Linked DNA regions of Homo sapiens: region 2 is linked to region 1. A link is a contact called in ENCODE Hi-C or POLR2A ChIA-PET data. All regions are on one chromosome and are shown on one strand. The core of a region is the stretch at or near the end of the contact, and the rest is flanking DNA. Distances in the headings are between cores, read along the strand shown. Region 1 has its middle 54 kb from the start of LINC01874. Region 2 has its middle 40 kb from the start of TMEM18-DT.

What was found. A loop is a pair of places that touch in the nucleus more often than their neighbours do. ChIA-PET counts read pairs that join two places held with the same protein, here RNA polymerase II (POLR2A). Pooled maps may share reads with other maps.
Region 2: a map of posterior vena cava shows a loop between it and region 1 (15-fold over the local background). The contact joins two enhancer-like sites. A Hi-C loop is called at or near these places in 1 of 168 maps with a recorded cell type or tissue (posterior vena cava) and 8 of 50 pooled maps. POLR2A ChIA-PET finds 5 or more read pairs at or near these places in 2 of 52 experiments (H1 and OCI-LY7).

The regions. Positions count from the first base shown.
Region 1 is chr2:436,908-439,431 of GRCh38, forward strand. No RefSeq gene overlaps it. Among named protein-coding and RNA genes, the nearest start is that of LINC01874, 54 kb to the right of the region's middle. Within about 2 kb of position 1,269, at least 10 of the 41 ENCODE cell types and tissues checked have a DNase peak (open chromatin) inside an H3K27ac peak, as active enhancers do.
Region 2 is chr2:635,807-638,330 of GRCh38, forward strand. No RefSeq gene overlaps it. Among named protein-coding and RNA genes, the nearest start is that of TMEM18-DT, 40 kb to the right of the region's middle. Within about 2 kb of position 1,265, at least 2 of the 41 ENCODE cell types and tissues checked have a DNase peak (open chromatin) inside an H3K27ac peak, as active enhancers do.

The sequences.
Region 1 (2,524 bases), core at 19-2,518:
CACTGTGTGCATGGATATGAGCTCCCACTGTGTGCATGGATAAAGCTCGCACTGTGTGCATGGATAGAGTTCCCACTGTGTGCATGGATAGAGTTCCCACTGTGTGCATGGACAGAGCTCCCATTGTGTGCATGGATAGAGCTCCCACTGTTTGCATGGATATCAGCTCTCACTCTGTGGATGGATATGAGCTCCCACTGTGTCCATGGATATCAGCTCCCATTATGTGCATGGATTTGAGCTTCCACTGTGTGCATGGATATGAGCTTGATTATGTAGGTATAAGCACATAATGAGCTTTCACTCTGTGCATGGATATGAGCCCTTACTCTGTACATGGATATCATCAGCTCTGTGTGCGTGGATATGAGCTCCCACTGTGTGCATGGACATGAGCTCCCACTATGTGCATGGATGTGAGCTCCCACTGTGTGCATGGATAGAGTTCCCACTGTGTGCATGGATATGAGCTCGACTGTGTGCATGGATGTGAGCTCCCACTGTGTGCATGGATATGAGCTTCCACTGTGTGCATGGATGTGAGCTCCCACTGTGTGCATGGATGTGAGCTCCCACTGTGTGCATGGATGTGAGCTCCCACTGTGTGTGTAGACGTCTCACTGAGCTTCCACTGCGTGTGTAGCATGAGTACGGGAGTAAGCAAGGTGAAGGGAGCTCCTGATCTAGCACAGATGGAGCCAGATTCAACACTAAAGAGGAAAAAAGGATCTAACAATCCTTAAGAGCCTACTATGCACCAGGTACTTTTCTCACAATTCTTGTGAACTACTGTGTTTTACGCTGCTTCTGTGGATGAGGAAACTGAGGCACAAGGAAGTGAAGGACGTTGGTGGATTCAACATCCGCCTTTGTGCTCCCAAGCAGTTTTTTGTTTCTCACCATTATAATTGACCACCTTGCATTATGTTTTATTTCTAAATTATCACAAATCCCATCTCTGTTTCTCAGGTTCTCAACCAGAGGCAATCTTGCCCCCAGGGAACATTTGGCAAGGTACGGAGATATTTTTGTTTGCCCCACCTGGAGGAGGAATGTGACTGACACTGAATGGGTGGGGCCAAGATGCCACTCAACACCCTACAGTGCACGCAGTTTAAAACAAGGTTAGACAAATTAAATTTAACAGAGTTTAAGTGAGCAAAAAAGATTCATGAGCCAAGAATCACCGAGGACAAAAACAGGCGCACGGTGGGCAGGGAATATTTATAGCAGAAAGCAGAAGTGACTGCAGAGATAGCCTGATTGGCTACAGCTCTGGCTCGCTGAGACGCAGCCACCTGTCACCGGAATACACACCCGTGGCAGCTTGTGGTTTGTTTACATGCTGAGCTAGGCTGAGGCCTCAGAGTACGGAGGCAGCTTTAGCCCAAATTTAACCTAAATTAACAACACGACGGTGCCCGCCACAAACATACAGCCTAAACTGCTAAAAGTGCCGAGGTTGGAAACCCTGAAATATTTGTACAAATATCCCATTTAAACTTCCTGTCATTCTCCGTTTAACTTTCCAGAGTCAAGTACTGTCAGTAGTTGGAATAAGCCCTTCCCACTTTCTGTCTGCTATGTTTAATCTCTGTCCTCTCTCCAAATATATTTCTGATTAAAAATGAGATCATGCTATGAATATAGGTGCCTTTTTACTTCAAATGTATCGTCGACATTTTCCATGGAATCCTTTCATCTTCCACTCGTTTTCTGGGGTGCAGCGAGTGCCATTCCCTCAGTTCTACGTAAGTCAACTGAGCTGTTCCCTGCTGGTGGGTGTGCGGTTGGTTTCCCTTTTGAAGGCTGCCTCCCACATGTATCTCCAGGTCCCCATTTGGCAGGTCTTAGGGCAGCGTCTCTGCAGGTTCCCTTGCACGAGGCACACACCAGGTGAGAGGAACCCTCGGCCACAGCTGGGCTCACACCTTGGTGCCGGGGCTGCGTTGCTTCTGCTTCTGGGAACTGTCTTCACCTTGGGTTCTCCCTGCTGGATTGAATGCATTTCCCCCTGTTGAATGCAGGGGCTCGAGTCGTCGTGAAATTTCCTTTTGCCTGTTGTAGATGTTGTAGACGCTCACCAGCCCACTGGGCATTTTCAGGGCCTGTTGATTGCATTTGGCTACAAGATTGGCCTTTTCCATAGTTGCATTTCCAGCATCAAACACGAGACCCGGCATGTGGGGGGCACTGGCAAATGTTTACTAGGTAAATTGACAAAGTTCCATGTCAGTGGAATGAGACATTCCATCTCCCTGGCTCCAAGGCAGCCCGGAAGAGAGTAGAGGCAGTGAGACGCAGGAGGTGCAGTGCGGTGCGCTCCAGGTGGCCTCTGACAATGCCCAGCACGCGAGATCTTTATCATCTTTACTCGGATTAGCGGCCCCTGCACGTGGCTGGGCCTTCAGGGAGCGGTCACGTGGGATCGGATTGCTGCTGACTTCTGCCAGTTGCTGGTGTTGCCTGGCACATGGGTTAGCTGGTATTAGCTCTTTCCAGCCAATACACGGATACGCCTCTG
Region 2 (2,524 bases), core at 15-2,514, 200 kb after region 1:
TACCTCATGTCCCCAATTGATTTGGCCTTGGCATATGACATTTGCTATCTCTTCAGTAAACATATTTGTATAATATCGAGCATATTATGCAATACATATAAGTGTATTTAGCAATTAAGCCAAATAAAATTATGCTTGTTTTAACAGTTCATACCAGTTTTCACATCTAGCTTTGTTGGATATTTTTTACAGTTACGGTTACTTTTAGGGCTGGAGTGAGGTCTGGCTGGTGTACGAATGATCCGTCTTGTTAAAATGAAGAAGCACGAATTACTCAGTGAGGCGTGGCCAACTGTGTTTTTAGAGAAAGTCCCCCGGCGCTCAGGGCTTTGTGTTTTCTGGAATGCGAGGTGACAAGCCCGGTCCCAGGTGGCCCCGGACGCCGCTGGCTGCCACTTTCCCCGCCGTCCCCAGCTGTTGGAGCCGAGGCGGAGGGATGGCGCCGTCCGTCCCAGGAGGGAAACGGTGGCCCCCAAGGCCGGGACGCAGGTGGCGCTGCAGTCGGAACTGGGATGTGGACCCCCGGCCCGGGACGCGGTTAAAAGGTCCAGCAACCCCACAGGCCCGTGGGGTCTGCGCTGCTCCAGGCGCCCGGATTCACCGTCCAGCCGGGGCCCTGACCCCGGGTCCGTCCACGCGGCTGCGATGCTCGGTCATCCTGGCTCCGGCCCACCCCGGGGAGACAGGCCCCTCACCGGCCCCTCTGAGGAGCAGGGCCAACACGCCGCGGGCTCTGCCGGCCCCGCAGGCCTCGGGTTCCATCGCAGCAGCGTGGCCTGATGACTCCATTTTGTCGCTGCGGAGGAGCCGCACCGAGTCCACAGCGCCAGTGCGGGGGAGCCGCGCCGGGGAAGAGGGAGGAGGCGCGTCCACAGCAGCCTCGTGTCTCCACATGGGACGTTTCCTCGGCGGGGACCCGGCGCGCCCAGGGGCTCAGGCTCGCTCAGGCCTACGGAGGCGGGTGTATCCGCGTCCGGCCCGACTTGTGAGGAAACAGCACACGTGAAGCGAGCGGAGTCGGCGCAGCCTGGAACAGGGTGAATCCGCAGAGTCCTCGGCCGCGCATGGCGGCTCTGTCAGCTCCAGGGACACAGGGACCGTCCCCGGGCCCATCAGCGCAATCGGGAGGGCGTCCGTGTGCCCACAGGCCCAGCTACACCTCCACAAAGCTGGGAAAGACGAACACGGGCCACCCTCAGCCACCTGCCCGGACCGCTGCGAGGCCCACGGGAGGGAAGACGCGCCCTGGCACGCGGTGTGGTAACCGCCCTTGGACGCGGCGGCGCTTTGGGCGGGAAGAACCGCGAATTCCAGAACATTTGGGATCATTTGTTAAAAGAAAAATCCTCGGGCGCCACCTAGCGCTGACATGCTGCCTAACTCTTCTCAGCCCTCATTTTAGAGAACGGAAAATGAAGCCCAAGTTATTGACTATAAAATGGGAAAAAACTAAAACATTGCAATATGCAGATTGCATCACACATATTATCTTAGCAGGTTTTCTTGCACTTGCCTTGCAGATAAATAGGACATATCTAGGTGGTGCTGTGTCCAATAAAATAACACATCTGAACTCAGGTAAGGAAGGGTTCTCTCAACAGGGAGAGGTTCCAGCCAGGAGACCCCGAAGCGTCTCCCACTCAGGAAGACATGTGCTTCTCTGATATGAGAAGGAATGACCACCGCCAGAGCGACGCCCTATGGGGGAGGATGGGCGAGATGGTCAGCGGGAGGGGTCTTAGGCTGGGGTTAGCAGACGCTTGGAGAAGCAGGCCAGGGCTTGCTACTCCCTGTACGGAGCACTGGATGGCTCCGTCACTGTGGGTGTCTCGTCCACCGTGGTCAGTTACTTGTGAGACAAGAACAGGGAATTTGGAAGGTCTGAGCTTGGCCTGCCCGGGTAGAAAGAGGACCCCTGGGTCTCCTCTACGACCTGCGAGGAAGGTGATCTTCGCAGGGAACCATTTCTGGAACGTGGAGGGTGGAGCTTCTTGACCATCCTTTTGCAGGGCCTCGAAACTCAAGTGAAGTTCGGTGTCAGTAGAAACTCTGTGTTGCTTCTACGCATGGCTGGACACATGTGCTTCTAGCCTTGGCCACTTGATTCCTGGTTGTATAGGTTTTATGTGTACAGTCATGCATTGCTTAACGCTGGGGGTACATTCTGAGAAATGCATTGTTAGGCAATTTTGTCATTGTGCAAACATCAAAACATCATAGGGTATATGTGAACAGAGTCTAGAAGTTACAGCCTATGACACACCTCAGCCATAAGGTGTAGCCTCGTGCTCCTAGGCTACGAACCTGTACAGCAGATGGCTGTGCTGGAACTGCAGGGAGCTGTAACACAGTGGAGAGTGTGTATCTAAACATAGCTACACGTAGAAGAGGTGCAGTAAAAATATGGTATAAAAGATAAACATGGTGCACCTGTATAGGGCACTTACCACGAAAGGAGCTTGCAGGATGGAAGTTGTTGCTCTGGGTGTTGGTGAGTGAGTGGTGAGTGTCTGTGAAGGCCTAG